2 separate regions of the Homo sapiens genome follow, and region 1 is linked to region 2. A link is a loop called in an ENCODE intact Hi-C map of the cell type or tissue named here. Cell type or tissue: right lobe of liver. All regions are shown on one strand. Links, peaks and the distances in the headings refer to the core of each region. The heading gives the core; the rest is flanking DNA. Region 1 overlaps LRFN1 (leucine rich repeat and fibronectin type III domain containing 1). Region 2 holds the start of SYCN (syncollin).

Evidence for each region. A loop is a pair of places that touch in the nucleus more often than their neighbours do. Peaks named below come from ENCODE experiments on the same cell type or tissue, not always from the same donor. Only the 100,000 strongest peaks of a DNase experiment are listed, where the experiment ranks them.
Region 1: a loop joins it to region 2, with 2.1 times the contacts of the local background. A loop is called at or near these places in 40 of 110 quality-filtered maps.

What each region holds. Positions count from the first base shown.
Region 1 is chr19:39,312,810-39,318,179 of GRCh38, reverse strand. It overlaps LRFN1 (leucine rich repeat and fibronectin type III domain containing 1), which reads left to right. Exons shown (of 5, transcript NM_020862.2): 3 at 2,044-2,098; 4 at 2,807-4,249. The coding sequence starts at 2,844. Among named protein-coding and RNA genes, the nearest start is that of LRFN1, 5.4 kb to the left of the region's middle. In right lobe of liver, for the core only: no CTCF peak of the experiment used is centred there; no DNase peak of the experiment used is centred there.
Region 2 is chr19:39,202,672-39,208,041 of GRCh38, reverse strand. It overlaps SYCN (syncollin), which reads left to right and starts at 3,779. Exons shown (of 2, transcript NM_001080468.4): 1 at 3,779-4,182; 2 at 5,046-5,217. The coding sequence starts at 3,788. The coding sequence ends at 5,055. In right lobe of liver, for the core only: no CTCF peak of the experiment used is centred there; no DNase peak of the experiment used is centred there; H3K27me3 peaks cover 1,192 bases.

The DNA.
Region 1 (5,370 bases), core at 196-5,195, 110 kb before region 2:
CTGTCCAAGGCTGGGGAGTGGTGACAAGGTCAGGAACATCAAAGTTGGGTGAGGGCTTGTGGTGGCCAGGTGGCTCTGGGGAGCAGGTGGGGGGTTTCAGGCCAAGAGACATTCATTCTCAGGATGGTTAAGGTGTTTGGGAAAGCAAGGTTTCCTCATGATATCAGTAAAGGATACAAGAATATGTCAAGATATGAAATGACCCCTGCATTTAGAGGGTTGAGTGAATATGTTTGCCCATTTTGTATGTGCGTGTGCATGGGTGTGGGAAGATCTCCCGATAGCCTGACCTCCTGGTGGCTGAGAAAGCTGGAGAAAATAATAAATTAGTAATAATAATAGTAATAATAATAATGATAATAGCAGCAGCTCACATGTATATAGTGTTTACTTTGTCAGGAACTATTCTAAGCATGTCATAAAATATTATCTCATTAAATCCTCATAGCAACCTTATGAGGTGGGTGCCATTATTATTCCCATTTGACAGATGAGCACACCGAGGCACAGAAAGGGGAAGTCACTTGATTAAAGTCACACAGTGGGGAGGTGAGGTCTGAACCCAGGCAGTAGGGCGGATTCTGTCCTGCAGTGCTGCACCACTCTCCATAAATGTTAGCTATTTCCATTGCTATTATTATTCCCTCCATTTGAGTCCTACCCCAGCTGTCGGAGGCGAGGCTCTGGACTTCTGTTTCATAGACTGGGATTCTGAGCCCTGAAGACCCCACAGCCAAGCAGGGGCAGACTCAGGCTCCTAATTCTGGAGTCCCCCTTTCTAGGCCAGGGTTTCCAGTACATTGTAGAGTAGTGATCTAGAGGGAGTGAAGGACAGATTTGGGGTGAACTCAGAGATGGTAGGACACCCCGATCCGGCCTCTTTTTCCGCCTTCAGCCCGGTCATTGTCTCTCTTACTCTCTGTCTCTTTCCTCCTCTGTCTTTTTCTCTCTAATACTGTCTCTATTTTTCTCTCCATCTCTGTGTCTTTTTTCTGTGTCTCTCTCTTTTCTGTGTCTCATTCTTCACTCTCAGTTTTCTGTCTGTTCACCTTCCTTTCAGACTCATCTTTTTGTCTCTCTGTTTCTCTCCCAATCTGTCTCTCTCTCTTTGCCAGTCCACTTCTCCCTCCCCCTGGTCTCTCCTTGTCTCTCTTCACCTCTGTCTCTGACTTTCCTGGTCTCTGTCCCAGGCCCCCTCCCCACTGGCAGGAAGATCAAAGCCACCTAAGGCCGTAGCCCCAAACACAGATTCCTGGGAGGTAGGCCAGCAGGGGCTAGGGTACAGGGCAGGGTGGGGTGAAAACAGTTTTAGGGACGCCCCCTTCCCATCCTTTCCTCTTCACCCCCCGCCCACCCTGTGTTGTGATGGGAACTGACATGTCGTGGGCTGCAGCCGCCGCAGGGGGAATCCCTGCCGGAAGGTTTTGCCTGGAGCAGAGACATAGCGTGAGTGTGTGAGTGTGTGAGTGTGTGTGTGTGTGTTGTGTGTACCCAAAGATGTGAGCATGAAAGTCTGCCTTGCTTGGGAGCTCAACTGAGCCCAGGATGAAACCAGACCTCAGAGAAGGCCTTCCTGAGGCTGAACTGGAAGACTCTGATGTGTTTTCCTCAGTCCCTCCCACTTTGACACTCTCCCTGCCAATGCCAGAGGCGGGAGGGGGGAAACCCTTAACATTTATTGAGTACTTACTGTATGCCAGGCATGGTCGGTGGTACATGAATGAAGATGGTACAATTATCATCCCAATTTACAGATTAAGAAATTACAGCCTAGCTAGGGGAAATCATTGGCTTGGGGGTCACAGAGCTAGCAAAAGGGGAATCAGGATTTGAACCTGAGTCTGTTTGATTTCAAAGTACTTACTCTCAATAATAGGGCACTGTTCTATGCCTGGTACATATTAAGCACTTGATGATCATGATGATGATTGCTAACATGTAATAAGCACATTTTATATGCCTGGCACTATTCTAAGTATGCTATGTTCATCAATACATTTAATCCTCACAGAAGTAAGGCCTGTTTCTATCTCCCTTTTACAGATGAAGAAACCGAGAATCAGAGAGGTTCAGATACTTGCTGGAGGTCACACAGCTAGTAAGTATCAGAGCTGGGATTTGGAGCTAGGGAGTATGGCTTGGATAGCCAGGGCCTTAAACCATAGTTAACAGTGATTTTTTAGACAATTTAGTGGGTACTGGAGGGCCCAGGTTGGGCCAGGTGTCACCCCTCTGGTTGGGAGATCATGAGAGGTTTGGGAGCTACTACAGGAGGGGCAGAGGTGAGGGTGGGACACGCAAGTAGGGACAGGGGTATTCTATCAACCAGTATAGAGATATTTTTATTTTTATTTATGTTTTAAGATGGAGTCTTGCTCTGTCGCCCAGACTGGATTGCAATGGTGTGATCTCGGCTCACTGCAACCTCCACCTCCCTGGTTCAAGCGATTCTCGTGCTTCAGCCTCCCAAGTAGCTGGGATTACAGGCGCCCACCACCATGCCCAGCTAATTTTTGTATTTTTAGTAGAGACGGGGTTTCACCATGTTGGCCAGGCTGGTCTTGAACTCCTGACCTCAGGTGATCCGCCTGCCTCGGCCTCCCAAAGTGCTGGGATTACAGGCGTGAGCCACTGTGCCCAGCATGGAAGTGTTGTAATCTGTTGTTAATAGCTGATAGTGGCTTCCTCTCACCATCCTATGGAACCCAGCTGTAGGCGGTAGGGGAGGGATCCAGGCCTGACTCGTAGCAGGACATCCCATGGCGGCCAAGTCCCACGCCTGGGTAACCGGCTCCTTCCCCGGCAGGTCTCACCTCCCACCCCTCCTGCCTTCCCACTGCACCATGGCTCCAGGACCCTTCTCCTCGGCCCTCCTCTCGCCGCCGCCCGCTGCCCTGCCCTTTCTGCTGCTGCTCTGGGCGGGGGCATCTCGTGGCCAGCCCTGCCCCGGCCGCTGCATCTGCCAGAACGTGGCGCCCACACTGACAATGCTGTGCGCCAAGACCGGCTTGCTCTTTGTGCCGCCCGCCATCGACCGGCGCGTGGTGGAGCTGCGGCTCACCGACAACTTCATCGCCGCCGTGCGCCGCCGAGACTTCGCCAACATGACCAGCCTGGTGCACCTCACTCTCTCCCGGAACACCATCGGCCAGGTGGCAGCTGGCGCCTTCGCCGACCTGCGTGCCCTCCGGGCCCTGCACCTGGACAGCAACCGCCTGGCGGAGGTGCGCGGCGACCAGCTCCGCGGCCTGGGCAACCTCCGCCACCTGATCCTTGGAAACAACCAGATCCGCCGGGTGGAGTCGGCGGCCTTTGACGCCTTCCTGTCCACCGTGGAGGACCTGGATCTGTCCTACAACAACCTGGAGGCCCTGCCGTGGGAGGCGGTGGGCCAGATGGTGAACCTAAACACCCTCACGCTGGACCACAACCTCATCGACCACATCGCGGAGGGGACCTTCGTGCAGCTTCACAAGCTGGTCCGTCTGGACATGACCTCCAACCGCCTGCATAAACTCCCGCCCGACGGGCTCTTCCTGAGGTCGCAGGGCACCGGGCCCAAGCCGCCCACCCCGCTGACCGTCAGCTTCGGCGGCAACCCCCTGCACTGCAACTGCGAGCTGCTCTGGCTGCGGCGGCTGACCCGCGAGGACGACTTAGAGACCTGCGCCACGCCCGAACACCTCACCGACCGCTACTTCTGGTCCATCCCCGAGGAGGAGTTCCTGTGTGAGCCCCCGCTGATCACACGGCAGGCGGGGGGCCGGGCCCTGGTGGTGGAAGGCCAGGCGGTGAGCCTGCGCTGCCGAGCGGTGGGTGACCCCGAGCCGGTGGTGCACTGGGTGGCACCTGATGGGCGGCTGCTGGGGAACTCCAGCCGGACCCGGGTCCGGGGGGACGGGACGCTGGATGTGACCATCACCACCTTGAGGGACAGTGGCACCTTCACTTGTATCGCCTCCAATGCTGCTGGGGAAGCGACGGCGCCCGTGGAGGTGTGCGTGGTACCTCTGCCTCTGATGGCACCCCCGCCGGCTGCCCCGCCGCCTCTCACCGAGCCCGGCTCCTCTGACATCGCCACGCCGGGCAGACCAGGTGCCAACGATTCTGCGGCTGAGCGTCGGCTCGTGGCAGCCGAGCTCACCTCGAACTCCGTGCTCATCCGCTGGCCAGCCCAGAGGCCTGTGCCCGGAATACGCATGTACCAGGTTCAGTACAACAGTTCCGTTGATGACTCCCTCGTCTACAGGTGGGTGCGGGTGCTGCAGTCCCAGGGCCTCCTCCCAAGCCCAGGGGGACCCTCCCTCCCACCTGCCCATTCCCTTGGCCTTCTTGCTCAGCCAGGGTTCTAGATGGCTGTGAGAGCTGTTCCCGCCCTCCTTTGCCCTGTCTCCTCTCTCTATTTCTCACTGTCTCTGTTTTTCGTGCTTATAGAAAATATTCGCTGAGCACCTACATGAACCCGACCAGGGCTGGGCACTGGAGTCCTAACAGTGACTGAGCTCAGCATGAACCCTGCCCTCATGGGGCTCATGGTCGATATCACTGCTCCCCACAACAATCTGATTGTGCACCTCTTCAGTTAAACATTTTGGAGCATGAAACACACACACACATTTACAGTGACATTTATTTATTTGTTTGTTTTGAGACTGAGCCTTACTCTATTGCCCAGGCTGGAGTGCAGTGGCACGAACTCAGCTCACTGAAACCCTCCGCCTCCCGGGTTCAAGCGAATCTCGTCCCTCAGCCTCCCAAGTAGCTGGGATTACAGATACCCACCAACACACCCAGCTAAGTTTTGTATTTTTAGTAGAGACAGGATTTTACCATGTTGGGCAGGCTGGTCTTGAACTCCTGACCTCAAGTGATCCGCCTGCCTTGGCCTCCTAAATTGCTGGGATTACAGGTGTGAGCCACCGTGCCTAGCCTACAGCGACATTTATATTTATAAATTATATACCAGTACTACTGAACCAACACATTGGGTACATTACAGAAACAGAAAACAAAACGTATGAGAAAAATATGTTATTTCCACCCTCACTTGGGTTTGAAGCCATTGCCCTGGTGGGGACAGACCATACGGTGTCAACAGACATTTTAAAAAAAGAGTTATTTTCTCCCATCGCCTCCTTATTTCTCCTTTCACCTCTCTGTCTGTCTCTACCTTCTCTGCCCTCGTTAGGCACAGAGCCCCTGCTTTGTGCAAACTCCTGAGCTGGGTGCTGGGGACACAGGGAAACCACCCAGACCCTGTCCTCAGGGAGCTTATAGCCCAGTAGGTCGTGGTCCATAGTACACTATGAGTTGCAGTCCTGGCCTTGCCATGTCTCTCCATCTCAGTAGTTTTTTTTTTTCTTTTTCTTT
Region 2 (5,370 bases), core at 50-5,049:
ACTACAACCTCCGCCTCCCAGGATCAAGCGATTCTCCTTCCTCAGCCTCCTGAGTAGCTGGGATTACAGGCATGTGCCACCGCGCCCAGCTAATTTTTGTATTTTTTTAGTAGAGACAGGGTTTCACCATGTTGGCCAGGCTGGTCTCGGAACTCCTGACCTCAAGTGATCCTCCCGCCTCGGCCTCCCAGAGTGCCAGGATTACAGGCATGAACCACCGTGCCCAGCCTATATTATATTTATAAATAACAATTATATGGATTGTTCATAATGTATTATATCAGTTGTAAATTACTTTATAGAGACGTCTTTTTTTTTTTTTTTTTTTTTTTTGAGACAGGGTTTCCGTCTATTGCCCAGGCTGGAGCACAGTGATGCAATCACAGCTCAATGCAGCCTCGACCTCCTGGACTCAAGTGATCCTCCTGCCTTGGCCTCCTAAGTAACTGGGACTATGGGCATGTGCCATCATGCCTGGCTCATGAGACCTCATTTTCTATTATCCCATTGAAGGTAGGAGGAAACTGAAGCTCAGAGAGGTAAGTTCATTTTCCCAAGGTTGCTCAGCAAGCAGGTGGCAGAGTAAACATCCGAACCCACTTCCAAGTGTTTCCAGTCTTTGGCTCTCTACAACAGCCCTACCCCACCCGAGGTGGAAGCCACAGCATCTAAGGAGGACCAGCAGGGCATAGGTTTAGCTGAGTGACTGTGGATAACAGCAAATTGTTGGTGTTATGTTGTTGTGATGGTTGAGGTTTATTGAGTCCTTACTATGTGCCAGGCACTGTGCTAAAGGTTTTAATAATAATAATGATGCACCGGGTGCAGTGGCTCATACCTGTGATCCCAGCACTGTGGGAGGCAGGAGGACCGATTGAGCCCAAGAGTTCGAGACCAGCCTGGGCAACATGGTGAAACCCCATCTCTACAAAAAAAACCAAAAAATTAGCAGAGTGTGGTGGTGCGGGCCTGTGGTGGCATGTTCTCTACTTGGGAAGCTGAGGTGGGAGGATTGCTTAAGCCCAGGAGGTTGAGGCTGCAGACCTGGGAGACGGAGTGAGACTATCTCTTAAAAAAAAAAAAAAAAGATGGTGGTGATGATGATGGCAAATGCTCATATGGCACTTAGCAAAGGCCGATCCCTTCTCTAAGTGCTGTTATGTGGATTAATTCATTTATTCCTTTTTTTTTTTTTTTTGGCAGGGTCTCACTCTATCACCCAGGCTGGAATGCAATGGCACGATCTCAGTTCATTGCAGCCTCGGCCTCCCAGGTTTAAGCAATTCTTCTGCTTCAGCCTCCCAAGTAGCTGGGATTACAGGCACCTGCCACCACGACCGGATAAGTTTTGTATTTTTAGTAGAGATGGGGCTTTGCCATGTTGGCCAGGCTGATCTTGAACTCCTGACCTCAAGTGATCCTCCTGCCTTGGCCTCCCAAAGTGCTGGGATTACAGGCGGTGAGCCTCTGCGCCCAGCCCAATTAATTTATTCCTTATACCAGCACTCTGAGGTAGGTACCATCAGCGTGTCCCTGAGGCCTTCATGTGCACAGCTTGTAGAGGAGCTGGGATTTGGACCCAGGCAGTTTGACTCCATGGACTGTCCTCCTAAACCACATCCCTTCTACCATCTCCTGCAACCTTTTCAACATTCGTATGGCGTAGGAGGAAACATTACCCATTTCACAGATGAGGAAACCAAGGCCCACACCTGTACTGACAGAGCCAGTGGACCCTTGTCTCTCTAATCAGCGCATCCACACACTTGACCCTGTTTTGGGAAGAGGCTGGGAACTCCAAAGAACCTTGGAAGGGCTTTGGCCAGGCTCCCAGAGGTCCGGGTCCCTGTTCAGCCCGAGGGTTCCAATCTCCCTCTCCTTCCTATACTGCTCTAATTTTTCCTTTGCTTGTTTCTTTTCTCTTTCTCTCTTTTTTTTTTTTTTTTTTTTTGACAGAATCACTCTGTCACCCAGACTGGAGTGCAATGGTGTGATCTCGGCTCACTGCAACCTCTGCCTCCTCGGTTCAAGCAATTCTCCTGCCTCAGCTTCCCGAGGCTCTGTGTGTCACCGTGCCCAGCTAACTTTTGTATTTTTAGTAGAGACAGGGTTTCACTATGTTGGCCAGGCGGGTCTCGAACTCCTGACCTCAAGTGATCCACTCACCTGGGCCTTCCAAAGTGCTGGGACTACAGGCGTGAGCCACTGCTCCCGGCCCTTGTTTCATTTCTATTGGCTGATTGGTAAGAGCTCATTTTATATGATAGGAATTGAGTCTATTTTTCCCTGGATGGGTTTGTGGGTTTTGTTTTGTTTTTGCTATATGACAGTTTTTACAGTTTTATACAGCTCAAAATCTATAAAACAAGATTGAAGTTTTATAGATTGAAGATTTCCAACCTTAGTTAAGAAAGTCTCCTGGCTCCTGGGGTGGGAGTTGCAGGCTGTTCCCTCCCTCTCCCTCTCCTAGGCCTGTCCTTAGCATGTGGGAGGGAGGAGTGCATTTCTTGTCAATTTGTATGCACTCTTTTTTTTTGACGCGATCTCGGCTCACTGCAACTTCCACCTTCTGGGTTCAAGTGATTCTCATCCCTCAGCCTCCCGAGTAGCTGGGACTACAGGCATGTGCCACCACGCCTGGCTAATTTTTGTACTTTAAGTAGAGACGGGGTTTCATCATGTTGGCCAGGCTGGTCTCGAACTCCTGGCCTCAAATGATCCACCTGCCTCAGTCTCCCAAAGTATTGTGATTACAGGCGTGAGTCACCGCGCCCAACCTGTGTGCACTCTTTATATATTATAGCTTGCAATGCTATGCTTTTGAAATGTTGCAAATATCTCCTCAAGCCTTTGTACACTGTCTTGCAAAAGGTTTTTAACGTGTTATGCAAATACTGCTATCTTGTACTTCACAGATTCTGGATTGCCAGCCTTGGTTGGGAAGATTGCCCAGTCTGAGCCTGGTGGGGGTGGGGGGTGGGGCGTTGGGCTCCTCCCCATCTCCTTCTCTACCTGCCCCCCCCCGCCCCACCACGAGGGCCTCTATCCTTATCTCCAGCTTCTCCTTTCCCAAGGTCCTGCCTCCCAGGGAGGGAGCCTGCCCAGCCAGGAGGCCCCAGCCTCCCACTCCTGCCTCCCCCTCCCAGTCTTTCCTTATTTAGAATAAGGGTTGTTCCATTCCTTATCTTTTTTTTCCTGTCTTTGTTGCCCAGGCTGGAGTGCAGTGAAACGATCTCGGCTCACTGCAGCCTCGAACTCCCGGGCTCAAGCGATCCTTCCGCCTCTGCTTTGTGAGTAGATGGGACTACAGGCCATGCCACCACGCTGAGCTAATTTTATTTTTCAGTAGGGATGGGATCTTGCTATGTTGCCCAGACTGGTCTCAAACTCCTGGGCCCAAGCGATCCACCCGTCTAGGCCTCCCAAAGTGCTGGGATTACAGGCGTGAGCAACCAGCAAGCCCCTTGTCAATTTTTAAGAGCTCTTCCCATTTCTGTCTATTAACCTATGCCACCCTCTGTGTTGCAAATGACTCCTCCTCAAGTTCTGTCTATTGTCTCTCTTTATAATGTTGTTGGTCACCTAACATCTTAAGGTGCTAAGTTGTATACACAGCGTCCACCTTGTACTCAGGGTTGTGGGCTTCCGACCTAGGTTAGGCAGGTCTCCCGGCTCCTGAGGGAGGGGCGCCCTCCCCTTCCCTCGATGAGTCCTTATCTCGCAGCTTGTCCCTTCCCACGGGTCGGGCGCATAAAAGCGCGCGGGGCTGCGGCAGGGCACTGCCACCATGTCCCCGCTGCGCCCGCTGCTGCTGGCCCTGGCCCTTGCCTCCGTGCCTTGCGCCCAGGGCGCCTGCCCCGCCTCCGCCGACCTCAAGCACTCGGACGGGACGCGCACTTGCGCCAAGCTCTATGACAAGAGCGACCCCTACTATGAGAACTGCTGCGGGGGCGCCGAGCTGTCGCTGGAGTCGGGCGCAGACCTGCCCTACCTGCCCTCCAACTGGGCCAACACCGCCTCCTCACTTGTGGTGGCCCCGCGCTGCGAGCTCACCGTGTGGTCCCGGCAAGGCAAGGCGGGCAAGACGCACAAGTTCTCTGCCGGCACCTACCCGCGCCTGGAGGAGTACCGCCGGGGCATCTTAGGAGACTGGTCCAACGCTATCTCCGCGCTCTACTGCAGGTGCCCGGCCGCCCAAAGCTCCGAGCCCACCCCAGGCCCAGGCCCCAGCTCCGCATAAGCCCCCACACCCACCACCCAAGCCCCGAGGCTGCTCCACACCCCTGAGCTCCCGACTGTAACAGGGAGCACCAGGCCTCCCTAGAACCAGTCCTGGAGGCCCCCATCTCAGAGTCCTCACCCAAACCAGGTCCTCCTTCTCCTCACCCCCAGCACCCGGTCCCCACTCCACCTGCAGCCCAGGCCCCTGGGACGGAGATTTCCGCCCCAGCTCTGAGATTCAGAGCCAACCCTCCACCTTCTGGAATCTTCCGCCTACCCACCCGCCCACAGCTGTACTTCCCAGAGAGGGCTGGCTAATTCTGGGGACTGAGAGCTCCTAGACCCCCTCACCCTGGAGTCCCCAGAACCAAAGCCAGCCCCCACTCCCCAGATCATCACATCTCAAAGCTCCCAGACTCCAAAACTAACCCAGACCTCAAGACTCCAGACTCGATTATAGGAACACCCAGTGTAGCCTTCATGCTCTCCACTCCCCTAGACCCTCCAGACCAGCCTCAGCCCTAAAATCAGTCCCACAGCCCACCCCCAAGACCCAACCCTGGAGGTCCCTGAGGCCACCTTGCACTCACAGACCTGGGACCTAGATCCAGCGGTGACACCCTCCCAAACCCTCCCCAGCCACTCCTGTCCCCCAAGAGCTCCAAGGAGCCCCCAGCTCCAAACTCCCAGGCTAGGATCCCTGGTTCCTGAACTTGGAGCCTCAGACCCAGACTCCCCAGCCCCCACCCAGTCTCAGGCTTCTAGAACTCACCAGACTCTGGGTCTCTGAGAGCCCCTGGAAGGAATTCTTGATTACATTTCAGGTGCAGCTGATGCATTGCTGGTCTCTCATCTGCAGCTTCCACAGAGTGCCAAGCCCCTCACTCAGCCCATCCCTGGGCTCTGCTCCGGGGCCCCAAGACCCAGGAGGAGGAGCGTTCTGCCTGCCCCCTCCCACCTCCCCTGCAATACAGCCTTTGTGCAGTTGTCCCCGTCTGTCATCTGCTTGTCCCTGGGATGCAAGGACCGGGTGGGATGGAGGAGACAGCAGGGTGGTTGGGCCTGGGTCAGCCCATACCCAGGACAATGCCATGGATAAGGACACGCCATCGACTCGGACATGGTTTTAGGTGTGCACGAAGACACACG